5 separate regions of the Mus musculus genome follow, and regions 2, 3, 4 and 5 are each linked to region 1. Evidence: chromatin loops called from intact Hi-C (ENCODE). Cell type or tissue: heart. All regions are shown on one strand. Links, peaks and the distances in the headings refer to the core of each region. The heading gives the core; the rest is flanking DNA. Region 1 holds the start of Alyref2 (Aly/REF export factor 2). Region 2 holds the start of F11r (F11 receptor). Region 3 holds the start of n-TDgtc4 (a tRNA gene). Region 4 overlaps Cd244a (CD244 molecule A). Region 5 holds the start of n-TLcag9 (a tRNA gene).

Evidence for each region. Peaks named below come from ENCODE experiments on the same cell type or tissue, not always from the same donor. Only the 100,000 strongest peaks of a DNase experiment are listed, where the experiment ranks them.
Region 2: a loop joins it to region 1, with 4 times the contacts of the local background. A loop is called at or near these places in 2 of 42 quality-filtered maps.
Region 3: a loop joins it to region 1, with 14 times the contacts of the local background. A loop is called at or near these places in 2 of 42 quality-filtered maps.
Region 4: a loop joins it to region 1, with 4 times the contacts of the local background. A loop is called at or near these places in 30 of 42 quality-filtered maps.
Region 5: it touches region 1 in a loop (2.6-fold over the local background); 4 of 42 quality-filtered maps call a loop at or near these places.

Annotation. Positions count from the first base shown.
Region 1 is chr1:171,500,960-171,506,773 of GRCm38, reverse strand. Alyref2 (Aly/REF export factor 2) reads right to left here and starts at 3,296. Exons shown (of 1, transcript NM_019484.4): 1 at 2,024-3,296. The coding sequence starts at 3,117. The coding sequence ends at 2,461. It overlaps LOC115487699 (a small nuclear RNA gene), which reads left to right and starts at 3,611; the gene lies at 3,611-3,726. In heart, for the core only: CTCF peaks have their summits at 3,301 (motif pointing left), 4,174 (motif pointing left), 4,885 and 5,084; DNase peaks (open chromatin) are centred at 2,653, 3,273 and 4,213; H3K4me3 peaks cover 3,135 bases; H3K27ac peaks cover 2,814 bases.
Region 2 is chr1:171,434,174-171,439,987 of GRCm38, reverse strand. F11r (F11 receptor) reads right to left here and starts at 2,427. Exons shown (of 10, transcript NM_172647.2): 1 at 2,287-2,427. The coding sequence starts at 2,347. Gm26641 (predicted gene, 26641) reads left to right here and starts at 2,666. Exons shown (of 2, transcript NR_151523.1): 1 at 2,666-2,746. In heart, for the core only: a CTCF peak has its summit at 2,486; DNase peaks (open chromatin) are centred at 1,447, 2,177 and 2,487; H3K4me3 peaks cover 2,400 bases; H3K27ac peaks cover 1,966 bases.
Region 3 is chr1:171,035,793-171,041,606 of GRCm38, reverse strand. It overlaps n-TDgtc4 (a tRNA gene), which reads left to right and starts at 4,507; the gene lies at 4,507-4,578. n-TGtcc2 (a tRNA gene) reads left to right here and starts at 3,539; the gene lies at 3,539-3,610. n-TLcag3 (a tRNA gene) reads right to left here and starts at 2,993; the gene lies at 2,911-2,993. In heart, for the core only: no CTCF peak of the experiment used is centred there; DNase peaks (open chromatin) are centred at 3,046, 3,426 and 4,546; H3K4me3 peaks cover 2,699 bases; H3K27ac peaks cover 462 bases; H3K27me3 peaks cover 45 bases.
Region 4 is chr1:171,563,900-171,569,713 of GRCm38, reverse strand. The region is part of intron 1 of Cd244a (CD244 molecule A); the gene reads right to left. Among named protein-coding and RNA genes, the nearest start is that of Gm35200, 4.7 kb to the right of the region's middle. In heart, for the core only: CTCF peaks have their summits at 2,660 (motif pointing right) and 5,231 (motif pointing right); no DNase peak of the experiment used is centred there.
Region 5 is chr1:171,099,235-171,105,048 of GRCm38, reverse strand. n-TLcag9 (a tRNA gene) reads left to right here and starts at 3,129; the gene lies at 3,129-3,211. n-TDgtc5 (a tRNA gene) reads right to left here and starts at 2,678; the gene lies at 2,607-2,678. It overlaps n-TGtcc3 (a tRNA gene), which reads right to left and starts at 2,293; the gene lies at 2,222-2,293. n-TEctc6 (a tRNA gene) reads right to left here and starts at 2,006; the gene lies at 1,935-2,006. In heart, for the core only: a CTCF peak has its summit at 2,859; DNase peaks (open chromatin) are centred at 2,058 and 2,828; H3K4me3 peaks cover 2,774 bases; H3K27ac peaks cover 1,029 bases.

The sequences.
Region 1 (5,814 bases), core at 538-5,537:
CTTGGTTTCGTTTCATTTTTGTTTTTTTCAAGGTTTTTTTTTTTTTTTTTTTTTTTGGTTGGTTGGTTGGTTGGTTGGTTGGTTGGTTTGGTTTGGTTTTTGGTTTTTTGTTTTTCTTTCTTTTGGGGGAGTCTCAAGAAAGATCCAGCAGACATGGGATGAAGTGGAAACTTAAGGGTTCTTTGGAAAGTCAGCTGTGTCAGACGGTGTTTTGCTGGGGCAAACCTGTGGAGTGTTTTCGTGAAGTGGACACAGGTGAAAGACTAAGACAGGTGAAGGAAGGTTTTGCTGAAGCAGACACAGGAGAGAGGATGTTCTGCTAAAGCAAACACATGGAAGGGCGCGTGATGAAGGACTCTTTGCTAACAACATGCATGTACAGGTCCTCCTTACACTGCATAGCTGAGCTGCATTTATCAGGACGCCATAGAGAGAAACACACTAAAACACTTTTGGTGGTGTGCTGCAGTTTCTTGCTGCTTCTGCAGACTTGGGCTGATTGGCAGTGATGTCACCTGAGACAGATGCGCGTGCTAGGGCAAGACCTGTGGAGGACATGTGACGTTTGGAGGGTTATAAATAGGACTCAACAGACAGTGACAGAGGCTGAGCTTGGCTTGCTTATAGAGGTAGCTGTGCAACACTTGTGGGTCTTTTCTCTGATCTTCGATTCCCTGAGAGAGGCACAGCTGAGAATTTCTGGCATTCCTCCTGATGACTAGAGCTGAGGCTGAGGCCTGGCTGTCTCTGCTAGGTAGGCCACTGCTGCTGATTCCTGTTTGCTATGCTGACTCTACTGAACTGGACTGCTGGTGTGTTACAGTAAATCTCCAACCCAAATATGCCCCGGCTATAATAACACAACTCAGTTAATATGATTGCATGCAGTGCGCCTAGATTGGGCAGATCTACCACTACACTACCATCTTCCTCATCTATGAGACTCCTTAGAACTTGAGGTTTCTCCAGGCCATGTGCTTCTGCTCCATTACTTCTTCTTCTTCCTCCTCCTCCTCTGCATCCTCTTCCTCCTCCATTTTCTCCTTCTTCTCTCTCCCAACCTTCTGCTCCACCTTCCCTTTATCTGCCCAATCAACAGTTCTCCTTTATTTTACAAATTAAGGTGGGAAGCAGGTTCACCTGAGTGCCGAACTCATCAAATATAATTAGCCCCATGGCTATCCACAACCCTGGTGTATCAGTGAAGTATTTGCAAGTAGATCAAACTGTGCTGCTCAATGACCAGTGAACTGAATTGCTGATTTCCAAACAACACAGAGGGGGTTTACTCCAAAGAATCTTTCTAAACAGGTGCACTTCCCCCGTATCCTCTCTTTCCCACCACTTTGGTGGGTGGTGGGCTACAAGGGAGGTTAAAGCGTTTAAGAACTATCATTAAAAATAAGATTTGGGCTGGGCTGTGGTGGCGCACGTCTTTAATCCCAGCACTTGGGAGGCAGAGGCAGGCAGATTTCTAAGTTCGAGGCCAGCCTGGTCTACAAAGTGAGTTCCAGGACAGCCAGGGCTACACAGAGAAACCCTGTCTCGGAAAAAAATAAAATAAAATAATAATAATAAGATTTGGAAAATTAAAGATACAACGGGAGGAGTGGGAAGTGAGCTTGATCATGGTACACAGTGTGAAAGTCCCAAATAATTCACAAAAATATTATGTTAAAAAAAAAGAAAGTTGGTGTTTGTTTTTTGTTTTGTTGTTGTTTGGGGGGGCAGGGTTTTGGGGAGAGGGGCTTGAAACAAGGTTTCTCTGTGGAGCCTGTATATCCTAGAAGCTAGTATTAAAGGCATGAGCCGCCGCCACCACCACCACCCCTGCCTTTGATTTTATTTTAGATTAGTCATATCTCACTAAAACTCCTGTCTCAGCCTTACCAACGCTGAGAGGTCAGGTAGGTACCACCCCTACCAGACAGAAAAGACTTTCCATGTAATTAAACCCACCGCCTTCCTTGCTCATGGTGAGTAGGCATTCTGCCACTGAGCTGCATCAAAGGCAAGGTTTTTTCAATTCTTGTTTTATTCTTACATGATGGAGCTGAGAATGAAACCCACTTCTTCATGCATGCTAGTCAGTCATGTGTTCTGTCCATAAAAGTCATATTGTAATTTGTAATTTTTCTTTTTCTTTTTTAATTTTTCCAGTTCTACACACATTTCTATTTTATTATGACAAAGGTGAAAATGCCACCTTCTCCACAACAGCACCCAGGAAAACTTATCCCAAAAAATAACTCAGTACAAAACAGGTCTGTTTCAGAATTTAAAAAAAAAAAAAAAAAAAAACTTTACATGAGTTTTTAGATCCTATTTTAAAACAGGAAGTAAAAAGAAACAAAAAACCAAATTCACCATTGTCTGCACAGTCCAGTTGCCTACCCTCCCTCTAAGGCATCACAGACGAGGCGTCTGGGTCCCGGTTCTTGTGCGGATTTGTTCGGTTGTTTAGCTGGTGTCCCTCCTTGCATTGTAAGCATCCAGCTGTGCGTCCAACTCCTCTGCAGAAAGCTGCTGCTGCTTTGAGTTCCTGCCAGTGCCTCTACCCCTTCCCTGGCTGCCGCGGCCACCAAAGCCTCCAGAGCCACGGCTCCTTGTCATGCCGCCTCTGTTTCCGCTTTGTGCAGGTCTTCGCTGTGGATCGATCTGTGACGTGACAAGCTGGATGTCCATAGGGCGGCCATCCAAAGGGACGCCCTTGTACTGCTTCATAGCCTTCAGGGCATCTGCCCTCCGTTCAAAGTGTACATCCGCCGTCCCTAAACTTCGTCCAGAGCGATCGTAGTCCACAGCGGCTTTTTTCAACGTTCCAAATTCAGCAAAGAGTTCCTGAATGTCAGCATCTGACACCCCGAAGTCCAGGTTTGACACGAGCAGCTTGGCACCGGTCTCCACGCCTTCCCCACCCCCGCAGCCGCTGTCGAATAGGTCGTGCTGCCACTTGTCCGGAAGTGGTTTCGGTCTACTGTACGGTGCCGGCCGGTTCCTGCCGCCGCGGGCGATGGCGGGCCGGTTCCTCCTAGGCCCGCCGCCTCGATTCACCCGGCGCTGGTTACGGTTCAGCTTAATGATGTCGTCCAAAGACATGTCCATCTTGTCGGCCATGGCGGGCGCGGATCCGGGCCTGACTGGCCCGGCCCTCGCGGTGCAGACCAGAAAGTACTCAAATTCAATGATTCCCCCGCCTTGACTCCGCCTCTCCGACCGGTGCTGGAATCACAAGCGCACCAAAATCACACTTGGAAATTGGAAGTCTGTGCGCTTGTGAATCTGGCTTTCGCTCTGACCCCTGGTGGCCGCCCAGCGCCTAGAGACATCTGGGACAAATTCGAGGCACTTCCGGAAACCGAGCGGGCCACGCGGCTTCTCCGCGATATTTGCATACCCACAATGCAGTGCACACAGATGGTTGTATAATTTAAAAGGGTAGCGTGTTGTTTTCGTTGTTCTGTTTTATTCCTTTTATTCCTTAATGTGATAGAACCTTCAAAGATTTATCTGATATAATAAAGTAGTCAGTGTCTTTAGGAGTAAATAGTCACCATTAGTTGTCTAGGAAATACAGTCGGCCGAGAACTGTACACTAGGACAGCTGGGTATACTCTGGTTTCTCTTCAGATCGTATAAATCTTTCGCCTTTTACTAAAGATTTCCGTGGAGAGGAACAATTCTGAGTCTTACACTAATTTTTTGAGGCCTTGCTTTAGCAAGGCTATTAATAATGTTTAAAGTTAGAATTAACAGTCTTTATTGTGTGCTCTATGTATTTTTTTGTCTTCAGTGTTAACCAAAGTTAGAATTAACAGTCTTTATTGTGTGCTCTATGTATTTTCTTGTCTTCAGTGTTAACCACTGTAAGGTAAAAATGGCTTGAGCTTAGGCTAAAGAGACAGCTCATTGGTTAAAAGGGCTCAGTCGCATGGCGTTGTGTCTCATAACCGATAAAGTAAATAAGCCTTTAAAAGCAAATACTAAGTTTTTGTGGGAAGTCTGTAGACATGTTATTTATTAAGCTGTTTTTTATCTAGCTGCGTTATGTTGTGGTCTCAGTGAACATATGTATAAACCATTATTTTTAATATTTTATTTAAGTGCAAGGTGGTTATGGACTTAAGGCACGTACAATTTTCTAGCAAGATGGCTAACCCAGCTCTGTAGCTGAGGAAGAACTAGCGCCCCCTTCTGACTTCCATCAGTGCCAAGCAACGCTCAGATACGCAGGCAAAATATTCATACAAATAAAGGCAGATACATTCTAAAAAATAAATGCAGCCACTCGAGCAGAAGGGACAGGTTACCCTCAGAGCTGTGGGAGGGGCTAGACTATGATGCAATTCCCCATCTCCCCCCAGTCCCTCCCCCCCCAAAAAAATGAAAACTACTCTCCCACCCAAGACCTTTCCCTTAAGGACAGAGACTGTCCCTTTGAAATACCTCAGTCTCCTTATAGCTAAAATACCTCAGTAATAAGAACAGGTAACAAGGGGGCTGGAGAGATGGCTCAGTGGTTAAGAGCACCGACTGCTCTTCCGAAGGTCCGAAGTTCAAATCAGCAACCACATGGTGGCTCACAACCATCCGTAATGAGATCTGACTCCCTCTTCTGGTGTGTCTGAAGACAGCTACAGTGTACTTAGATATAATAATAAATAAATCTTAAAAAAAAAAAAAAAGAACAGGTAACAAAGTGGCAGGAACTTCAAACACAGAATGCCCTCGGTCTGCTTGGCAAAGCATCTTTGGCTCTGCCCACCAAAGTACACTGGAAAGGAAGTTGAACTTTCTCTCTTCCTGGAACAGACTTGAAATCATGGAAAGGCTCTTGGATGTCTCCTGGATGGGCTACTGCACTGACCAGTTCATTGCCTGCTTCACGCCTCACTTCTGTTTCTACAAAATTCCCTGGGATAAACGCTCCACAGTGCCCCACCTGGGGCCTACTTCTGCTGGATAGGAGCTCCCACAACTCCCACCTGTAACCCTATAACAAATCTCCCTTCTAACCTCTCGGAAATTCCTTCTCTGCTTTGCAAAACAAAGGACCTGAAAGCCAACGGTTTGGGTGCCTCTAGTGGCCATTGGATAGCCTGACACCTTAACACTCCAAGCTATCCATGACTGAAGCAAGAAAGTTTCCAAAGATACTTTCCCACTTTTCTTTATCATCCTCAGTGTCATCAATAGGTGAGGGCGGGAGTATAGGGAGTTCACGGTCCAGCCTGGGATACCTGCCTAAAGAAAACAATAAAATAAAGAAACAGGATGGACATACCATGGATAGCCGAACATGTCCAGCAGAGAACAAAAGAGTGTTCATAATTGCATCAGTTGCTTTCCTGTTGCTGTGATAACAAAACCAAAGAAAAGTTCATTTTGGCTAGGAACCCAGAGAGAGAATCCATAACAGTAGGGGGAGGCATAGCAACAGGGGGATGGAGCAGAAAGCAGATCACATCTTCACCTTTAAACACAATGCAGAGAGAATAAACCGGAAGCAAGGAAAGGCTATAAACTCTCAGAGCCCACCACCCCCCAATCGACATCCTTCTGCCAACACAGTCAGACCTAAAGGTTCCGTATCAGTCCCCTACCCAGCACCACTAACTAGAGATCAAGTGTTCACTCACCCAAGCTCACCAGGGACATTTCTCCTTCAACCCACCACAATAATGGAATTTGATTCTTCTGTGGATAATTGTAGGCTTGGGTTGACCTCTAAGGGTTGTTTTAAGGTTTACAAATTCATGATAACACATGGAGAACATGTTAGATACATATTTAGTTTTTTAAGTGTTGGCCTCA
Region 2 (5,814 bases), core at 551-5,550, 67 kb after region 1:
CTGGGGCAAGCTGTTTGTGCTTCCTTCACACCGGATGCCCCCACAAGAGCCCTCACCTTAAAACTCAGTAATCATAAAATAAAGCCATTGGGAACTGTTCCTGCGTCCTTTGACCTAGTCTTGTAAGGACAGCATTCTTACACCCTCACAAAATCCAAAGGGGTAATAGCTGTGCGACAGTAATCCCTTCATGTATATGTAACGTAGCTATTAACTCCATTGATCCTCATGGCGTGCGGAGGACTTGTAGTATTACTTCTGTTTTATAGCAGAAAAGACTGAGCTCCTAGCCTAGGGGCACAGGACAGACAAAAGAAAGAAGAACTCCTGATGAGGTGGCCCGGCTGACATTTCCATCCTCATTTGCACTAACCAAATCACTCCCTTCCCCCAGGTCTACCTTGATTTCAAAGTTACACCATGAAGTGTATTCTCACCCACTGCCACCCCCTACGTGTTATTTCCCTAGGGCCCCCTGCCCTGCCAAGCAAATAAATGCCCCACCTCACTCAGGCTTCCTTGGAACCACCGCTGCCTGCTCAAAATGATCTTGTCACCATCCTTCTCTTTGGTGGTGAGTGCTAGAATTAACGTAGGAAATTAGGGGAAGAGAAAAGGAAGGAGGAAAGGGGTTGGAAGGAAGTCGCTCCAGGGCTTTACGTAAGTCTAACAACTACGGTCCTTGATCCAGAGGAAACAGTACACAAAACAGGAATGTGGGTGTGGCTAGCAATCTAAGATATGAACAGAAATGAAACAAGTGATGGCCGGGCAAAGAAAGGAGGAGGGGACGGAGAAACAGTAGTAGAATTCAAAGGTGAAGTGAGAGACTCTAGTGGAAGGGATTTCATTAATAACAAGAGAGCTGATTCTGAAAGAGTAGTTTAGATCCTTCTTATGCCTCATGCCTGAGACGCTGGATCTCCAGGAATGGGAGTCAGAGGGCTCTGGTTCCATCCCCAGCTTCTTACCCTCTTGTAAAACTGGGAAGGTCATTTCCTCTCCACAGATTAATTTCCTTATCTGTACAATGTAGAGAAGTAGACTCACCTATTGTCTAGGCCACTCCAAAGCTTTACAGTTGTAATGAGAAACAAGGGACCCATCTCTCCATCTTGGGGACTTAGTCTTATGATTGTTCTCCAAAAAGGTTACCAAAACGAACTGCCTTTAGAAGACAGCGATACTGACTGTAATGGTTTATTTCCTTTATCCTCTCTAAAATACTAACCGTGAAGGGAAACAGATTCATACGGAACACATTCCAACAACAGGAGTGTGTGACACTCAGGAACCAGACATAGCACACCCAAGTCCCTGGGTTTGGTCCTCGGCTCCGAAGGGTGGTGGCGGCAGGGAAAGGAGACAGATAAATATACAGGTGCTGACACACACTGACCAAGGGAACAAACCAACCTACCTCACACTCAACCTCATACAAACACACCTCGAGATAGTCATGCCCCAGCATGCGAGCCTGGCTGTTTCTCAGGAAAAGGAGTCGACAAAGAAACAAAAAAACTCTCATTCCGGGCAAGGGGGAGGGCAGAGTTCTGGCTCTAAGGAGATCCAGCCAACCAATAGACCTACTCTTGCCCCAGGGAATCCTTACTCCGTCAACAACCTTAATTAACGACTCTTTGCTACCTAGTCAAGAAAGGAATTCTGAATCTGAGAAATTTTAGAGAATTCATTTCTTCTTCAGACGCCGAACCTCGGCATTAATCCCAGAAGGTCTACTACTTAACAAGAGGAAGAAACCCTTCTACAAAAGCCAGGAAAAGAAATCTTCCCTACCCAGCCCACCCCCCTCCTCATTACATTTCCTTCTAGGGCACTTGAGCCAAGGGAGTCCGGGTGAGAGGCTCAAGGTTTCTCTGAGATCTCCGAGAATGTCGGAAGGGCAGGATAGACCTTCCCAGACGTATACTATGGAGAAGAACGGCTAGCGAAATAGTTGGGTTTGGGGAGGGTCCTCGGGTCGTTAGGGGAGACCCAGAACCATGGACCCTCCCGGGTTATTTTTGGTGCTTCCGCAGAGAGGGTACTCCCGGCACCGAGTGGGAGGTAGGGTCACAGATCACCGGCTTGGGCGAAGGGAGCCAGCCAGTCTCCCGGTGGGGGAGGGGAACGGAGAGTGACCAGACCCGGGCGGAAAAGTGGACTCCCAGGGCGAGGCAGGCAGGCAGGTTTCTGGACTCCTCCCTTCCCGTCGGCGCGTGGGGATCGTCCTCTTCCAGCCTCTCCCCGGACCCACCTAATCCTCCAAAAACTCTAGGAACTCACCCAGGATCATAGACGTGAAGAGAAACAACAGTTTCCTCCCGGCTTTCCCCTCGGTGCCCATTACAGTTACAATCCCGACGCGACGGGCACAGCAACTCCAATGGGAACAGCCTCGCGATCCACTGCCCTGGGCTGGACTCTAGCAGCCAGGTTAAGCCCGGCCCGCCTTTCTCTCCACGCCCGGTGGGCGGCGCCCGGCTTCCCCGCGTTCCGATTGGTGAAAAGAGAGGGAGCTCCGATGAGTGACTCACCGTACGCAGGTGCAACCCCGAACTTTCCTCCTTCTTGAGTCCGATTGGTGGCTTTCACCTCTAGAGACCTCTGGTTGGCCCAGGAGACTGTCGCTTAAAGAAACCAAGGCCTCCTCTTCGGCAGGTAAGGGCATCCCAATTGGGCAGCAAGGCATGCAGATAGAGCCTTTCGGACTGCCAGGCCCTCGATAGTCATCTCTAAAGAGAAGGTGAGTAAGGTCACTGCCTGTGAGATGCAGGAATGTGCTTGGTTGATTTCTCTTCCATTACTTTTCAATTGCTTGATGGTGCAGAATCTTTGGTCCCCTCCCCCTTGGTAAGTGAAAAACACAAATTAATATAGGAAGGTGTAGGGAGAGGGTTGAGACAAGAGAGACATCTTGACTATCCCAAACTGGGTTGCTCTCAAAAAGAAACCTACATAGACGGATACAGGAAGCATCCAGATAATAAAAGCTGACCCATACTTCTTGGGAGGACTGGGAATATGTCTTTTATACATACACATAGGATCTATGTCAGCAGCTCCTTTGCTGGGCCTTACATTTGGATTAGCTTTTGTTTTCTAGACCAGGGCTAGCTATGTCGCTGAGGCTGGCCTCAAACTGTGGATCTTCCTATAAAAATGGCTATGCCAAGAGGTATGTAAGTACAGAAAGATTGGGGGCTCAGCCTTAGGTATCTAATAAGCCGTAGACCAGCCTGGGATTCATGAGACCCTTTCTCAGAGGAAGGGAAGGGGGTGGGAGGGGAGGAGGAGAAGGATAGAAAGGGGGAAAAAACCCAACCTAGTGTTTATGCTTGTAATCCCAGGACTGTAAAAGACAGGGACAGCAGGATTAGGAGTTTAAGGCTATCCTTGACAAGGTAGCAAATCAGAGAATAGCCTAAGCTACAAGAGACCCCATTTCAAAAATAAAACAGGCTGGAGAGATGACTTAGCAGTTAAGAGTGCATGCTACACTGGGCTTGGTAGCCCATGCTTTTAATCCCGGCACTGGGGAGGCAGAAGCAGGTAGATCTTTGTGAGTTCAAGACCAGCCTGATCTACATTGTGAGTTCCAGGACAGCCAGAGATGCAGTGTGAGACCCTGTCTCAAAAAACCACCACCAACAGCAACAACAATCAGCAAGTTTACCAAGCATCTCCTGGATGAGACTGGAAAGTATAAATAAATTAAAACAACATTTCTGACTTCAAGGTTGGCAGTTAAAATAAACAGGACAGTGTGTAACCAAGAAAGAAACTTTGTACTACTAAACTGAAACAAATATTTGGGTATCTGCCAAGGGCAAACTTGTTATTCACCCTCAAAGAAAGTTGAAGTCCTAAACTGAGACTTATACACAGTTTTGGCATTTGTTTGGCCTGATCTTGCTTTAGCCCAGGCTGCTCTGCAACTCACATATGGCCCCAAATATCCTTGAACTTAGGACGTCTCAGCCTCCCTGAATACCAAGATTACAGTATGACCCACTCACTATACCTGTTGGGTTCTGGATGGAAGCTGAGAAGGCTCACTTCAGAGACAGAAACGTCAAAACAGAAGCCTTATTTTCTGAGCGGTCAGGAGGTGGCCAAGTTGGGGGTCTGAACCACATCCCCAAGGAAGCTGTGTTGCATTTTTAAAGGGTAAAACTGCAAAAGGAGGGAGGGGCTGGGTGAGCTGCAGGGTCATCGAGCATATTTTTGCATTAATGGTTAAGCATGCACGACAGTGTTTGTTGAAGACTGGGCTTCCTCCAGGACACCTGGCTTGAAGGCCTTTAATTCATCCTTTAGGACACTGGGTCCAGAATCCATGGCTCTCAGTTCATCCTCCTGGACATTTGGTCGGGAGCTCAAAGTGATAAAAGGAACAAAGGCGCTGGTCAGCTGCATGCAGTTAATGAGGGCTTGGCAGGCTTTGGCTATAAATTTTTACAACTTAGGCACCTCAGTCAAGATAACAGCAAGTTTTACATTCTTTTCCCAGTTTACCAGACAATTAAGCGGACATTTGGAGGGTCAGGGTAGGAGTGTCCTCCACCCCGGGAATGTGAACCTGGCTTGACCCTGTTAACAAAATGTGAGAGCAAAAATGGGAGAGTTGCCTCAGAGACAGGCTGGGTTCTAGCGGCTCTCCTCTTACATACCTAATAAATATGTACAAATGTTTTTTAGTTCCCAACCACTGTGCTCTGGCATTACACAAAATGCTAAACCATTATTTTTCCCTGATAGCCTTTCCATTAAAAGGGAAGAAAAAAAGGTTTTAGGAGCTGGAATGATGGCTCAGTGATTAAAGACTGTGCCCCATTCTTCCAGAAGACCCACAGAATTTGCTACACACACACACACACACACACACACACACACACACACACACACACATATATATATATACACATACATACATATAATTTTTTGGTAGCACTGAGGATTTGAACCCAGGGCCTTATTCATAATAGACTTATAGTCCATCACAGAATTATAGACCCAGTCTATTTATTATTTTTATTTTATTTGGGAACAGGGTGAAGTATGGACTTACTATATTTTCCAGGGTGTCCTGAGCTCTCACTGTGTGGTCTAGCTTAGCCTTGAACTCTCGGCACTCCCCATATACAAGCAATAAGCTACCACGCCTTGCTTGATTTTTTTTTTTTGATATATTGGCATATATACTAGTATGCTGGCTAGTTGTATGTCAGCTTGACACAAGGTAGAGCCTTTGGGAAGAAAGGATCTCAACTGAGAAAATGTCCCCACCAGACTGACTCACAGTAGGCAGTGCCACCCCTGGGCTGATGGGCCTGGATGATATAAGAAAGCAAGCTAGGCAGTCCAGTAAGCAACACTCCTCCATGGCTTCTGCATCAATCTATCTTCAGGTTTCTGCCTTGAATTCTCACCCTGACGTCCCTGGTATGGACCACAAGCTGTAAGCTGAAATTAACAGCTGAGCCATCTCTCCAGCCCATCAGCTCAATTCTTGTAGGGTTGTTTGTTTTGTGTTCTTGTTTTTGTTTTGTTCTCCAGCACCACCACCCCTTGAATTGGACAGTTTGCCATGGCAGAAATGCATGCAAAAGGAAACGGTCACATCTCAAGCCAGGATGCAGACACTGGGTGCATCTAGGCTTCCTCTGTGACAGCCTTCCAAGAACTACTAAGCTGTCCTAGAAGAAATTCCTTAATCTCCTTTGAGGGTTTCCAGTGACCCAAGGATCTCCTGTCACCAGTGCCCGCCCCCTCTTTCCCTCTGTCTCTATCTATCTGTCTCACTCTCTGTGT
Region 3 (5,814 bases), core at 514-5,513, 470 kb after region 1:
GTGTTAAGATGGTACACACGATAACTTACCAAACTTCAGAAAATGTCATTGGATAACTGCTACTAATTAAGCTGTTGACTTTATTCAGGTTTGACATCCTTCCCACTGATGCACCCTTTTTCTGTTACAGAAGTCAATGCTGGATTCCATATTACACTGACATATAATGCGTCCCAAATTCCATATACTCTGTGGCAGTTTCAGTCTTTTTTTTTTTTTTTGTGATCTTAACATTTTAAAAGACAGATTACGTATTTTATAAATAGCCTTTTAATTTTGATTCGTCTGATTTTTTAAAAAGAGTTACTTGTATTTATGTGCTTTTGCGAGCATCAGCCTGAGGAGGCTAGAAGAGGATACTCTTGGAGCCACAGAGCTGCTGGTGAGCTGTCTGATGTGGGTACCGAACAGCGACCAAGAGTACTCTGAACTGCTTAGCCATGTCTGTAGCTCTCATTTGTCTGGTTTAAAACAACATTTTTATTAAGTTTGCTCTGTTATAGGACTGTTATAGTCAACACTCAGAAGCAGAGGAGAGGGTTCCTGTGGTTTTTGAGGCCAGCCTAGTCTACCTAGCAAGTTCTAGGCCAGCTGGAGCTACAGAGTGAGATTCTTTTGTTGTTGTTGTTGTTTTCAAGACAGGGTTTCTCTGTATAGCCCTGGCTGTCCTGGAACTCACTCTGTAGACCAGGCCGGCCTCGAATTCAGAAATCCGCCTGCCTCTGCCTCCCAAGTGCTGGGATTAAAGGTGTGCCCCAATGTCCGGCATTGAGATTCATTTTAAAATAAATAAATAGATAAATGAATGAATTCTTGGACAACTTCACATACATACAGAATGTATTTTGATTATTGCCTCCCACACCATCTCTTATTTTTTTAAGACATCTTTTATCTATCTTCTGAGAATTATATACATGCACAGCCTGTACCTTATTCTATTCCCTCCAAAGGCTCCCCTCCTGCTACCTTTAACAGCCCCCGACACACATCCTCCTCCAGTCTTCATGCTCCCTTCTCCCTGAGTCCACTTAGTACAGTCTGCTGGAATGTCGACTGATCGTGCTGGACTGATCTTGCTCAGGCAACCTTTTGAGGTCATGTCCAACGTCATGTTCAGAAGACAGAGTTTTGCAGCACTCCTCCTTCCTATTCTGTTCCCTATTCTCCAGCCCTTACATTCTGTCCTCTCCCTCCTCCTCAGTGTTCCCTGAATCTTGGGAGGCTGATAAAAATGTTCTGTTTAGGGCTGAACATTCAACAGTCGCATATTTTCAGCATTTTGATCATTTTTGGAGTTTCTGCACTAACTCTTGTTGCCCATTGCTAAAAGAAGCATCTCTGGCCAACGCCGATAGCTCTCAACTGTAAACACAAATATTTAGAAGGCAGTTTGATACATCCACTTAGTAAACAACAGTCGCAGTCCCCCCTAAGGCCTGTCTCCCCTACGTCCATGGGCTTTAACCAGTTTTACAGTACCAATAATGAATTTCCTGTAGAGCAGATCTCACAACTAATCTAAAACTGGCTGGTCGCCCACACTTTTGGTCATGCTGTCGTGATTGTACAATGCACACCCCCGCTTTCTTTCTTTTTTTTTTTTAAACAAAACCTATTTTAAGTGTATAGGCATGTGCATCTGTGTGTCCCTGTGGTCTTAATAACACCTCCTAGCAATATGAAAGCTAGGCAGCAAGGAGTCAATTTCTGGTCACTTCAAAATTGATTTTTTTTTTTTTTAAATTTCCCGAAGCTATAGCATATTGTGTCTTCAGCAATGGAGTCTTACCATATAGCATGGTGGGCAACCAAGATGGGTGGCAATAGCTTCTGGGGCCTCTCTGACTAATAACTCATACAGAGAGAGTCAACCCTGGCATTGAGGCTTTCATTTAATAACACATGTCTTCTCAAACCGTCACATTATAGAACTGGGTGCATCTATCAGAGGTGATGCTACTTTTAATGCTTGCCTCACGTTCCTTTTAAGAATTTTCTGACACGTCTAACATCTTTTTCCTTACATGTCTCTCCTAAGAATGCACCTTGTATTTCTTTAGTTTGAATGCAGTAACTATGTATTCTTTTTTCTTAAGTTATGGTGCCTGACATATTTTAAATGCTTAGATGACACAGAGTGAAAGGTGGCCTCTTGAAAAGACAAAGAAAGAGCACTTCTACATCAGCAGCATCCTGTGAAGAGGATAGGCTAGCTATTCCGAAACTTTAATACACATTCCACTTACCTGGGAATCCTGTAATAGGCGCGTCAGCAGGCGGGAGACACAACTCGAATTCTGAACATCTAATGAGTAGGCTGTCTCACTCTGTTACTTCTTATATCCATTTTACTAGGAAGAAAATAAGCCTCAGAAAGAGCAAATGCTTTTTCAAGAGTCAGAGTCTAGTTGGTCAATGATGGGGAATAGAGCTGTGTCTGACAAACTTTAATTAACCGATCTAAAGCTTCCCAGCCTCACAGTTATGGTCAACTTAACAGCTTTCACTCTTGTCAAAAAGACAATTTCCCCCTCCACCAAGCTTCTCTTAAACTAGAAAGTGTTTCCTTTATGATCTTCTAGAAAGAGGGTGTCATGAAGAGTTTAGGGTGTTTTTTTTTTGTTGTTGTTGTTGTTTTGGCTCGGCTATATGAAATAGCACATTCCCATAAATAGCAAATTACTTAATTAGAATTGGTGGTGGGGTTAGGCAAGGCGATAGAGAGAGAACCTCATGCTTACAAATGTTTGCTAGCATTGGTTCAGCAACGAAAGAGTTGAGATAATTGTAGTAAATTAAGGGATCTTAGGATGGGAATTATTTTATTTATTTTTTTAATTTTCTTTTTTACCAAAAGATACCAATATGAATTATTCAATTATGATGGGAAAAAAAGGAAAAAGTATTTGTCAGAAGTGGGATTCGAACCCACGCCTCCAGGGGAGACTGCGACCTGAACGCAGCGCCTTAGACCGCTCGGCCATCCTGACACATGGTAGTGTGGCTTTCATACATTTTTATAAGGGCTTTAATACCCTTAAATGGCGATGACGCCGCCATCTGTGATTTCTCCAGATAAAAAGAAACACGAACTCTCCGGGAACGTTTTTGCAAAGCAAAACAAGTGAAAGTAGCGGACAGATCTTTCTTATCTCTTACTTCCGCATCTCTTTAAACCTTCCATCATCCATCTCTTCTGGGACCTTTCGGTTTTCTTTTTATCAGAGGGGCCGAGTCAGGCCGCAGATGATCTCTTAGCGACCAGTTCTCCTCCCCACCGGTCGTTCTAAGTCGCTTATGGAACCGGTGCCGGGTGGACTTTGGGAGCTGCCTGGAGGCGCTGAGCGTTTGCGGAGCCTGGAACCGAGAACGTCAGGCGGTGAACAGGGCGAGAAGCGGAGGAAATATTTCCTTCTGGGTTGACGCCGAATTTTCTCACGGAATCCATTTTTAAATTTGCGGAAAACAGATACAAACATGCTCAGTAAATTTCTTCCTTCTATTAAAGAGACGAAACGAAAGCGGTCGCCGTGCTGCGTTGGTGGTATAGTGGTGAGCATAGCTGCCTTCCAAGCAGTTGACCCGGGTTCGATTCCCGGCCAACGCAAAGTTAAAATTTTTTTTATGCTTTCTAATGAAATCAACCCTAAATTTTCCCGTATTAGGTTCTAAAGGTATTTTCATTTCATCTCTTCTGTTTTGGGTTCTTCTGGAATCCAGGATGTTCTGTCAGAATCTCAACCTTGCACAAACAAGGCTCCGTAACTGAGACGCTCAAATTGTAGCCGTCAGTTACTAAACGTTTGAAACTGACCAGTACGTGTAAAAATCGCATTTTAAAATTTTATTTTAATTGAATTAATTAAAAATAAATAATTAATGGAGCCATTAATGAAAAAATTAAATAAAAATGTAAATGGCTACCCATTTCAGCTACTGAAGAACTTAAAGTAGGAAACAGTCATACGTGTATTTTTGATTTATATATTTTTAATGAACTCTATATAGATACTACTTGTTCTTCCTATTAAAATTTGAGTGTAAAATACATTGCCGACTTTGAAGACCAAGAAAAATAATCTAGTTAATAATTTTTTATATTAATTGCATGTTGAAATAATATTTTGGATGTATTAAATTAAATAGGAGTTATTAAACTTATCACGTCTCTCTTTGTTATTGACTAAATTTGTCCTTCGATAATTTCTCACGTGTATATAAAGGACTTGTTTACGTTCACCTGGAGCCCTCTTGCATTTCCTTCCCACTCCTGTGATTCCTCCTTCCAATCTCTTTTTCACTTTCGTGTTTTCTTGGTTTGCTTTGTGACCGGCGGATTTTAACTGGCAACCTGTTCCTTTCTGCTGTTTAAACTGGCTGTTGGAAATTAGCAGATAGATACATTTTTTTTCATGAAAGCAAAATTTTGATAACATCCAAGGACCATGAATAGCTTACAAATATCTTTCTTGAGCAGCTACTTTAGGGAGCCCATCATGGTTGTCCTCGTTAGTATAGTGGTGAGTATCCCCGCCTGTCACGCGGGAGACCGGGGTTCGATTCCCCGACGGGGAGACTAGTGAGTTTTTAATCCATTTTTTATTTTCTATATTTATATCTTTGATTGATCTTCCAATAAAAGAAGGATAATCACTTTTAAAAATAAAGCTCCGAGTTTATATTTCAAGAACCTCTCTCTAACCAAATTAGTGAAAAAGGTGCAGCAGCTATTCAGTATGCGCAGGTTCTTAACCCTACCTGTATCGAGGCTATGGCACTCTCACGCTTTTTAAAACACTGGGCATCACGACGATTCCCATCTTTGCCGCACCATAGGAAAGTGGCTGGACCAAGTTTTCAAGTCTGAATTCTTTTTCACTGCCACACTGCAATTGTGTAGATTTGGGAAACAGCCATCCCTTCTGGCGATGACAGAGAATAACAAAAATGTCCTATCTGAACCTAGCATGGAAAGAGCACTGGTCTGAAGGTCAGGACAGACCCTTTGCAGCACTAAAGTCCGGAGAAGCCAGTTCGGCGCAAGGAAGGATGTGCACTATATAGTCAAAGAATTTGAATCTCAACTCTTTGACCTCAAATTGTTCAATATTCTAAAACTCCAATTTCAGCATTTGTTTTAATCACTTCATTGTGTTAAGCTATATAACGACACCATAATTATCTTAACAAAATTATTCTGACCATTTATTTATTTCCAGTGGATTTTCCCTGTTTTCTATGGTACAGCTCTCTCCTGTCTGTCTCTGTCTGGCCCCCGCCTCTGTGTTGAGACATTATTTTTGAATGGTTCTTTTGAGTGTAAATGACTATATGTGTAAAAGAACCCCACACATAGTATATATTCATTTTGGAGAAAAAAAAAGATATTTGTTTTCCTACACTATGTATTCCTTTCAGAAAAAAATAGAGAATGAATAAATAAATAAAAGGCACCCCACCCTCATCATGAAGGAAACACCTGTTCTCATTTTGCTCAATATTTCTCTGGCATTTATTCTTCCAGTCCAGGGTCTCTTGCATGCTAGGTGAATGCCCTGTTTTGAGCCGCATCTCCAGTTCTCTCGGGTGTTTTGTGTGTGTGTCTGGGGGCGGGGGGGGGAAATGAGTGGAGCACATTTTGAATATAAAGTTGGGATAAAACTGTGCATGTTGCTTGCTATTGATAAGGCTGCGTCTTAGAGCTGCCTCTGCTTCATAGTGAAGTTGAGAGATTACAGAGACTCTGGCTTCCTCCCTCTGCTCACGCACACGTGGCCTCCCCCACTAGAAACACCTGGCACCTGACTGCCG
Region 4 (5,814 bases), core at 248-5,247, 63 kb before region 1:
TCCTAGAGGATAATTTTATAACCACCTCGTTAATGGTGTGACTCACTCCATTGTAATTTGGCTGTCAAGCCCACCCCCCCCCCATGTTCATATTCTGTAGGATTGGTCCTCAGCTGATAACATCATTGAGAGGTAGTTAGCTCATGGACCTCATCAATCAACTACACAAAGATGGGGCTTGGTCAGTGGGTCACTATGGACACATCTCCCAAGGCAACGTCTTTCCCATTCCTGACTGTGTCTCTCAGCTGCCCAGCTGCTAGAAGGTGAGCACCTTTGTTTTGTTAGATCTTCCCACCATGACACCCCACAGTCCACAGCACAGGAGTAAGCCAACCATTGACTAAGACCTCTGAAATAAGGCTGGAGACATTACCTAGCATGCACGAGGCCCTAGATTCATCCTCAACACTGCTTAATGCCAGGAATCAGTGGCATACAACAGTACTCTCAGCACTCAGAAGGGAGAGGCAGAAGAATCAGAAATTTAAGGCCATCCTCAGCTACATGGCAAATCAGACGCCAGCCTGGGCTACATGAGATCTCACCTCAAAACAAAAGGGCAAATAAAAACTCTTAAATAAGCTGAATATAAATTTATCCCATTTTAAATTTGTTCCTCCAGGTATTTGTCACAGTGGCAAAAAAGTCTGACTCGCAGGACACTGAGGGAAGCATGCATGGCCAGCAGTGATGGCCAGAAATCCTGAACCGTCAGACCCAGTAAAAACAATGCTGAAACGCATAGCTTGTCTTGGGCTCTAAAATAGAGCTGGACTCACAGTCCTCTCAAAACACTTAGTGCATTGCACTGTGGGCAGTGCTCACTAAGGCTTATTGTTTACTGTTGTTTTAGGAACCAGAAGGTCTCTGCAAGACTACTCTCTAAAATGTTAAAGCTGGGCCTTCCAGGTATGTCCGCACTTCCCTGCCTAGGGATCAAGATGTGAGTTAATTAACATGGTGGTGGTAGACTATAACATAGTGATGGTAGACTGTAACATAGTAGCAGACTTTAGATAGCTACCTCAGGCAACCCAGAGCAGTAATTGACGCCCTTAGGTAAGGAAGCCATGTGGTGCCACCCAGAGGCTGTAGACAATAAGAAAGATAATCTTGCCTTAAAGAGACTGCAGTGTGCAGGAGCAGGGGGTCAGAGAGTGAGGTAAGAGAGAGAGAGAGATGGTTACACACAGGGTTCTTAACAATGTAGCACAATAAGAAGAAAGGCAGTGTGAGGAGAACAAGATGGTGGCTAAGTAAGATCCTCCAGGATCTTCCCACACCTAATTACCTTGATAAAACGTAAGAAGATCTAGCGGGGACCACAGTGCCCAACCATAACAAAATACAAATATGGGAAGAAACTGTCCATGCCTCATGCACCCCAACTCCAACCAGTCCAGTGTAAGGCGTGATGTCACCACTTTGGGAGTGTGAATGAGTTAAATTCGAGCTTTAGGCTTGAAACCATGTACCAGGCCTGATGTGGTGAAACCCACATGCAACTCCTACCACCAACCCAATACCCACAGACTGAGTTACCAGACAACATTAGCACAAGAGGCTGAATGGTCCACCTCTCTCTTGTAACTTAGGGTCACAGGGCAGGAACTAAGACTCCAATAACTGGAGGAGGCAGTAGGCTTGTCATAGAGCTCAGTGACAGGACTGTCATAGTAATGCCAGACCCGAGGAGAAACTGCACCTTCAGGACAAAGCACACACAAACAGACTCTGCATCAGATGAATGAGCCAGATGTGTGTCTTAGCCCACATCACCTCCAGATGTGGCATGGTCCTCACGAATCCCTGAAGCTGTGAAACTCAAGCATGACCCAGGTTAGCTCTCATATGACCCAGGTTAGCTCTCACAGACTGACACAAGGTTTCAAAGGCTTTGCCAGTTTCTCCTGGGTCTTACACATGGCCAGCTCACATCAAGCAATACACATTCACTAAGAACTTGACTCAGTCGGGACTTCACTGGCTCCCCACACTCTGACCCTACATAAAATGTGGATCCCAGTACGAAGGAGGTTGTGACTGGAGGATCAGAAATTCAAGGTCACCCTTGGTTACATAACAAGTTTGAGGCCAGCCTCAGACACATGAGATCTTGTCAGAGAGAGAGAGAGAGAGAGAGACAGATGAAAGGAAGGGAGGAAGGAAGAATATGAGGAAGAGACAGAGAGAGGGGGAGGAAGGGAGGGAGGGAGGGAGGGGGCGAGAGGGGAGAGAGACAGAGTGAGAGAGACAGAGGGGGGGGGAATAAAGGAAACACACCTTATAGCTAAGGACATGCATTACCTGGAAAATGAAAGATTAGAACAAAATTTTTCATGAAAATGGAATCAAGAAGAGAGTAATCACCTTTCTATCAAAAAACAAGCTTTAAGTATTTACCAAAAAAAAAAAAAATCTAGGTATAAATAGATCTAAAGAAGTGAAAGACTTCCATAAGGAAATCTACAAAATGTAATGGAAGACGTTGGAAAGAACAAAGGAATAGATAGACATACCACATGCTTGGATTTGAAGAACGATTAAAAGCCATATCAAAATATCAATGATATTCTCCACAGAAATAGAAAGAAAACTATGCGAATGCATACATAATCTACATGCGGGTCTGGGCATATGAATGTAGTTATGCCGAGAAACCAGAAGGGGGCGGCAAATTCCCTCTTTATGCTGGGCGTTACTCTAGAAAAGGGTTTCCTGACTTCAGCCCTAAATATTAAGGGCCCAAGAATACCTGGGTATTGGGATAGAGTTTGTGCTATGCATCACTTAGCAGCATCCCTGGCGTCTGCCCACTAGATGCAAGTGGTACCCTAGCCTCAGTCATGACAAACAAAAATGTCTTCAGACCTTGACAAATGTCCCCTGAGGAAAAACTGTCCTCATTGAGAAGCACAATTCTGGGCACTGCGGTGTACCATGAGGAAGAGCGTCAAGACCCCATCCCCACCCCACCCCACTCCCGTAAAGCTCACATTCCGGTTGGAGTGCATGCCGTAAACAAGCAGAAAAATAAAACAAGACTTCTCAGAGAAGCCTGAGTGCCATGATTTTATATTTAAAAATTTTTTTTCTTTAAAGCATTTTAATTTGAAAGGTGACAGCAGAGCATCTGAGGATTTCTTTAGATTGAGAAAACCTCCGTGCTATCATGCGCCTGAGTGAGAAAGCTCTGTAGCCAAGGCAGAGGCTATCAGAAGAGAATTTCAAGGACATGAATCAACTAGTTCAAACCCTCTCCAGTAAAGAACCCAAGCAGAGGGCACGAAACTATTGCAGACTTTTTTTTTTCAACCTTGGGAATTAAACCCCAGTCCTCATGTCGGGGGTGGGGGTGGGGGCAAGCTCTCCTCCCCTATGTAGAACATCAGAGATAAAAGAGCCAGGACTAGGGAGAGACATCTGGTCGTGGGATTGGCAGCATTGGTAAAGAAATAGACACGGGTCTTAAAGCTTCAACTCCTAGAAATGTGGCAATACCCTGTAAACTATGGAAGGAAGAGGGCAAGGAAGCAGATAACACTGTAGAGACAATCTAAGTGAGTGGGTTGGAGGAGAGCTTTTGATTGGCTGATCCACAGGAAGTTAGATGTGTTCCTCTCAGATAACAGGTGGTGACGGGGAAGATCTGAGGCACCAGGGCTGATAATCGATCAGCAGTACCAGCTACAGGAAGAGTCAAGAGTAAGGTCCAGTCAAATAGAAGTTGTGTCAATGACATGTAATTCATCAGCCTTGTGCTGAGCTGAAAGCTCTGGGGGCCAAACTCCATCCCACACAAGGCTGAGATGATAGATGGATCCTGGGTATTTCACAGGAAAAGATGGCATGAGCAGCCAGCAGTGCCAAATCTAAAGACTCTGACAAAAGACCCAGACAGCTTGTCACAGAATCAAACTCTACGGAGCACGGCAGGATTTCAGATAAGGAAAGGAATTCTGATGAAGGAAAGGGGTGCGATTAACACAGAAGGATACAAGAGGAGTGACTGGAAGGCAGGACCACCCAGCACTGTTGGCTGGTGCACGGATGCATCTTACTTGCTCAAAGGCAAGGTTGGAAGTTCAGCCACTGTGCCATTCAATGAGGATGCCTGGGTTGCTCAGTGCTGGCTGGTATGATTGTCTCCCTATACCTGTAGGTAGTGTTTTTATCATTTTTATTTTTAAGAATGGAGTTATCAGGAGCATTGGGTCATGGTTTCCTTAGGGTTACTATTGCTGTGACATAACACCATGCCCAAAAGCAGAGGGAAAGGTGTATTTCACTCCACAGTTCCTTAATAATAGTCCATTATCAAAAGCACTGAGGGCAGGAGCTCAAGCAGTACTGGAACCTAAACACAGGAGCTGGCGCAGAGACCATAAAGGGGTGTTGCTTACTGGCTTGCTCCAAAGGGCCTGTCCAGCCTGCTTTCTTATAGAACCAAGGACCACCAGCCCAGGGATGGTGCCAACTCACAATGAGCTGGAAACTCTGGGATCCATCACTAGTTAAGACAGTGCCTGACAAGCTTGCCTACAGCTGGATCTCATGGAGGCAGTTTCCCAATCGGGACTCCCTCTTCTCTCATGACTCTAGGTTGTGTCAAGTTGACCTAAAAGTAGCTATTATAACTGACCCCTTGTCAACCTTATACGTAAGCACATTACTTTTCAATTAGAGTCGTTCTCATTCATTCCCAGGATGGCATATTAATATTAGTATCACAATAATTAGTATTACAATATTAGTATCATAATAACTCTAAAGATCCCACCGTCCTTACAAATTCAAATATGTTAAAAGTTCACTCTCTTTAAAATATTCAATCTCTGCAATAATCCAAAATCTCTTTTAAAGGTTTCACCTTTCAGCTGTGTGCTCCTAAAAAAATTGAAATAAAGTTAAATATTTTCTTCAAAACTGAAGAATCTGGGCACAGTCACAATCTGAATAAGCAAAGACAAACTCCAACAGTGTAGATAACTAAACGTACAGTTATCTGGATCCACTCACGATCTTCTGGGTTCTTCCAAGGGGCTTGGTCACTTCTCCAGCTCCGCCCTCTGCAGCACACACAGCTTGATTTCTAGGCTCTGGCAGGCTCCACTCCACTACTATAGCTGTTCCTGCTGATCACCCCATGGCACTGCCATCTCCAAAACTCCTGGTGTCTCTTGCTACAACTGAGCTGCGCTTTCACCAATAGCCTCTAGGGGCTCACCAATAGCCTCTAGGGGGCTCTCTTCAGGGACTCCAGCCCTGCCACACAGTGCTGAGCCTCCATAGCTCTGTCATAGCCCTTCATGCCTTCAAAAACCAGTACCACCTGGTGACTCCTAGGCTACCAAGCTTGGTTACCAGAACAAAGTACAACCTCTGCTGCTTCAGCTGGTACAGGTCGGGACATAAAGGTATAATGATGTTGGCGCACAAGAAGACTGTGCCTTCCTCTGCACCAGGGTATTAGAAGTGTCTGCTCAGAGCAAGTGGTTAGATGCTGCCATTAGAAGAAAACCTCAGAATCAGCCTAGTAGATGGAGAAAAGAGAGGGCGTTACAGGCAAAGCAACAGCACGGACCGGGTGCCAACACTGGTCTAGGAAGAATTTTAGCAAAGCTTTCTCCAACATGTTTAGAAAGTGGAGTAGTAAACATGAGTTTAATTTTTAGGTATCTGAAAAAACTGTGAGAGGTAGCACAAATATCTAAGGATGATAATCTAAAAATATACACACAGTACAATAAATAATAATAAGTAGAGCACTGTGTAACCAACAGCAGATCAGAGACCCACAGAGAACACAGT
Region 5 (5,814 bases), core at 383-5,382, 400 kb after region 1:
AGAACTCAGTGGCACAAAACTAAGAACACCAAACTGCCTCCACGAATGTCCTCCCCCCAGTCCTGCAGTTTCCCCCTTCCCAGCTAGAAATTAGTGAAAACTAAGCTCACTGCGGTCTGCAGTGGGGGACAGACGTGTTGAGAAGAGAGCTCACTGCCCATTTGAACTAGAATCTGTGCTAGAAGATGTCAGCAGGGTGGGTGTCTCTGTTTCTGTAAATGTCTCCGAAGCCAGGTTTTCTAATTTATTTGTGAATTTTACGCCCAGACACTGAGCCTTACTTCAAAATCAAAGTTAAATCACACGGAAGCAATCTGTGAATGACTCTCAAGCATAAGAAGACAAAGTTTTAAATACTCCATAAAGAGTAAAACCATGTCTGAGAAGGAAAGAGATCGAGCAGGTTGAACACACAATCTACAGACACACACACACACCAGGCCAGTGCCACACAATCATTCAAAAATATCCCTGATGGGTCTGAGGGTATTTGATGAGCATGGACATAATCCTAGCACTTTGGAGGCAAAGGCGGGGCTATCACCAGTTCTAGGCTAGCCTGGGCTACATATGAAGAATTGTCTGGGGAAAAAAAAATTAAACTTTACAACGGGCTGGGATTCCCCAGAGAGGCCCCCAAATTTATAATTACTTTACCTCAATTTAATTTTTAACATTGAAGCACACAGTCGAGCAGACGAAACCCAGAGCTTTGACCGAGCCCCCACCCCCAAAAAAGTGATTTACAGATCAGCTACATCCCCACTCCTCTGCCAGATATTCTGAATCAAGAAAAGGTTTTAGCGATGCATGTAATTTCCCCTTGGCTTTTAAGAGTCCATAGCGGTTCGTCATTTGGAGATTTCTTCCACTGTGGAAAATTCAACAAAGACTTCTGGCTTCTGATATTTCTAGCCCTAGTTCCCACCAATAACTTAGAAGTTCCTGATTAAAGAGACGACATTCATTGTACTTAATAGGTTTGACAAATCTAGATGTCACACCGGATGGGGCTAACTGTTCCAATGATAAAATGATCTTGGAAAATGTCCGTCCTGGGCAGCTGGGAACTGTTACTATATTATATGTTTTCCCACCCTCTTTATTACAACTGCCAAGATCTCCTGTGGTTTTTCAAAAGACCTATAATCATTTAGCTGGAGTTCAAGGATCAAGAGCCCAGAAGATTCAAGCCAATAATCTGCCTGTCCAACTCCCCAACAATGGCCAGCTGTGAATGGAAGTCCAAGGATCTAATAATTGCTCAGTCCCACAAGACAAGCAGGTGAAAAAGAGCGAATCTTCCTTCTTCCAGTGTCCTTAGGTAGGTCTCTAGCAGAAGGTGTGGCCCAGATTAAAGGTGTGTACCACCAGGATTTGTCCCAGATGACCTTGAACTCTGGAGATCTCCTTACCCTAGTCTCCTGGGATCTATAGTCACTATGCCTCAAGATCTCCATGCCAAGATCAGAAACTTGTATCTCCCAGCCTCAAGATCTGGATCACAGGTGAGCCTTCCAGTTCTGGATTGTAGTTCATTCCAGATAGTGTCAAGTTGATAACCAGGAAGAACCATTCCTAGGGGACTTCTTTCTGAGTTAAGGGCCGGTGATGTGTTTGACAAGTCTGGGCGCTCTGCGAGGCTTGTGTGTGTGGGCGTGTGATGGTGGCAGTACTTCCGGCTGGGCGCCAAGGGAAGCAGAAAGCCTGAGATGTGCAAAAGTAAAATACTCCGAAAAGAAAGAGCAGGAACGAGGTGTGCATTTGAGGGCAAATGTGTTTAAATGGACAGGAGTGCAGAGTCATAGAGAAATTCTAAACATACGCATGGTGAGGTGGTGCTGGGCAGCATAAGGACCATTAGAAAACTAGTAGGTAGGAAAACTAAGAACTAGTGGAGTAAATATCTCAGAGTAAGTTTTAAGAAAAAGCACTTCCCTGACCGGGAATCGAACCCGGGCCGCGGCGGTGAGAGCGCCGAATCCTAACCACTAGACCACCAGGGAGTGATAGGAGGTTCCTCTCGCGAAGAATACCTAGATCTGATCTGAAGTTCATTACTATTAACTTAGCTTTTTGATGGGCAACCGTAAACAGAAGATTCCAAAAGACTCCTCCCGCTGGCCACATCCTCAAAATATCTCAAGCCTCTGTTAGGTCACGCAGTCTCGATACAAGCTGAGAGGCACCAGAAAGATCCAGTATTCAACAAAAAATGTTATGCGTTGGCCGGGAATCGAACCCGGGTCAACTGCTTGGAAGGCAGCTATGCTCACCACTATACCACCAACGCAGCGATAACCCCAGGTTGTGGGACAATCTGACCTGTTCGGGCACACCCGGAGCTCACCGCGGTTGGGGTTGGGATGGGAGGGCTCGCTAGGGGCGGCGGGGGGCTGAGGGTAGCGTGTTGGCAGGCGCCAGGGCGCTGGGCCAGCGGCCAGCAAAAGGCTTTGAGGACCCGGGGCGGCTTTGCTGGAGGACATCGTGCGGGGCTGGATTATCTGGGTCTGCGTGTAGGGCGTGAGTATAAGGGAGAGCGCCCATGGGGCCGCCTTATCTGGCTATTTATTTAAAAAAAAAAAAAAAAAAAAAAGCTACTGTATCTCCCCGTCGGGGAATCGAACCCCGGTCTCCCGCGTGACAGGCGGGGATACTCACCACTATACTAACGAGGACGACACCAGTGCCAGCACCTTGTCGCCAGCCACTGTCCGATGTCCGCCAGGATCGCCAGCTTCGGTCTTATCCATCATTTACCTCTGCACTTCACAGCACCTCAACCCTAAATCCTCCGGGACCTGGCGACAACACCCCTCCCTCCAGGACCCGGACCTGCATGCAACCATCCGGTGATCGCCCTCTGCCGTCTTCTCCGGAGAAGAGGCTCGGGATGGCAAGCTTGAGTTGTTGAACTGGTTCATAAACCGAAGATGATGACCCGAAACCCGGGGACTTTGGAGCATCGTGACAATTGTAGTAGAATCCAATTGCCTCTTTTCTGTGGCGAGGTTTACAGCTTGAATCTGGAGTCCAGATGCACTTGTTGCTAGATCCAATCAGCAAAGGATAAATGGGCACGCTCCAACTGTCCCTTCCACCTGAACTGCTTATAGGGATGCAATGTAGTCAGGATGGCCGAGCGGTCTAAGGCGCTGCGTTCAGGTCGCAGTCTCCCCTGGAGGCGTGGGTTCGAATCCCACTCCTGACAAAGTTTTGTACCTTTTAGAAATTCGTGCTAGGTAGCAATTTGCTGCTTTCAAACATCTTTTCTTTTCCTCTCCTGACATGAATAACAAGTACTCAACCATCCACCTCAAGTCACCTTTGCCCCCCTCACCCCAGTCCCTCTCAATCTCGATCACTTTAAGGTGCTGACGTCCCTGCTTCCCCTCACCGTAAATTAATAAATCTAATCTTTCTCCTTATTGCTTCTGCATTTTCAAAACATTATACTTCATGCTGAACCTTTTTCTAGGTCCTTTAGAATTTTATTTCTACATTTGGATTACATAAGTAAATGGTGAGTGTGTGTTCTTCTTCTCCAAGTTAGCTACCCGTGTTCCTACCTTGATTTAGTGTATAGAACTATTTTTTCTTACTGCTTTCTGATACTAGTCCTCACCCCCTAAGTTCCTGATTTTGTACTTAGTTCTGTATCTGTCCTGGGCTTGCTTCTTTGTGGGCTTTCCTGTGCTCTGGACTATGGCCAGGACTGGGGAATGCTGGACAAGAGCTTTACACGTTAGCTGCAACCCCTTGCTCTTCTCAAATTTATGAGATAGGGTCTGTGATAGTTTCTCTATGCTTGGCCGAGGGAGTGGCACTGACAGGAAGTGTGGCCCTGTTGGAGTGGGTGTGGTCTTGTTGGAGTAGGTGTGTCACTATGGGCATGGGCTTTAAGACCCTCACCCTAGCTGCCTGGAAGCCAGTATCCTGCTAGGAACCTTCAGATGAAGATGTAGAGTCTCAGCTCCTCCTGCACCATGCCTGCATGGATGCTGCCATGTTCCTGCCTTGATGATAATGGACTGAACCTCTGAACCTGTAAGCCAGCCTCAACTACATGTTGTCTTTTATAAGACTTGCCTTGGTCATGGTGTCTGTTCACAGCAGAAAAACCCTAACTAAGATTACAGTTAAGTGATTGGATGAATCTCAGAAGAGAGCTTGAACTTTGGACTTTTAACATTGTTGAGACTGCTATAGACTATGAGGACTTTGAAAGTTGAACTAAATGCATTTGGCTTTATGCTATGTTTAAGTATGCCCCCCCATAGACTCCTGTGTTTGAATAAGTCTATGGGGGCCAGGGAGTGGAATGTGATGGTTTGTATATTCTTGGGCCAGGGAGTGGCACCATTTGGAGGTGTGACCTTGTTGAAATAGGTGTGACCTGGTTGGAATGGGTGTGTCACTGTGGGTGTGGGTTTAAGATCCTCACCCCAGTTGCCTGGAAGTCAGCCTTCCACTAGCAGCCTTTGGATGAAGATGTAGAACTCTCAGCTCTGCCTATGTCATGCCTGCCTGGATACTGCCATGCTCCCACCTTGATGATAATGGACTGAACCTCTGAACCTGTAAGCCAGCCCCAGTGAAATGTTGTCCTTTATAAGACTTGCCTTGGTCATGGTGTGTGTTCACAGCAGTAAAAACCTACTACAACCAGGTCACACCTATTCCAACAAGGCCACACCTCCAAATGGTGCCACTCCCTGGCCCAAGAATATACAAACCATCACAGGGTCTTACAGAGTTGTCCAGAGTGGCCTCAAACTGTGTAGCAAAGGCTGGCCACACACTTAAGATCTCCAGTTTTCAAGAATTTGGCTTGAAGATGCTCCAACTATTTTCGCCTCTTGCATCTCCCACTGCTCCCTTTAAATCCTTTTACTATACTTTAAATAGTATTTTTTTTAAGTACGCATGGATGTCTGTATGAGCACCATGTGCATGCAGTGAATACAGGGCCTGAGATGGAGATCAGAACTCCTGGGCTAGAGCTGCAGCTGTTGTGAGCTGCCATATGGGCTCCGGGAACCAAGCCTGAGCCTTCTGTAAGTTGTAGCTGGGTTGACCTTGAGTTTCCTGATAATGAGAGATGGGCTTTGAACTCCTGATCCTCCTGTCTCTACCTCCGAGGATTTGGATCACAGGCCTGCCCCACCACAGTTGTGGTTGATGGTGGTGGGGGGGGGGACAGGACTTGATAGAGTCAGTGATGTCGGGTATTTCTTGAGTCTATTTCTCCCAAGACCAGAGCAAGATTAGGAAGCTTCTTTCTGGTACAAGTTAGGTTGAATGTCACAAGCATAGTCGATGGGGGGGAGGGGAGGAGCCTTTTGACACTCATGATGTAAAGCACAGCTCTATGCTAGAAGACAGTAAGAAGTGGTTTATTCTCAACTGGATATGAATGAACATGGTCAGTTTGTCACAAACAACACATCTCAATATGGAAGCTGTTACATACATTTTTTTTGTTCATCAATATTTTTTTAATTAGGTATTTACCTCATTTACATTTCCAATGCTATCCCAAAAGTCCCCCATACCCTCCCCCCCACTCCCCTACCCACCCACTCCCCCTTTTTGGCCCTGGCGTTCCCCTGTACTGGGGCATATAAAGTTTGCAAGTCCAATGGGCCTCTCTTTCCAGTGATGGCCTACTAGGCCATCTTTTGATACATATGCAGCTAGAGACACGAGCTCAGGGGGTACTGGTTAGTTCATAATGTTGTTCCACCTATAGGGTTTCAGTTCCCTTTAGTTCCTTGGGTGCTTTCTCTAGCTCCTCCATTGGGGGCCCTGTGG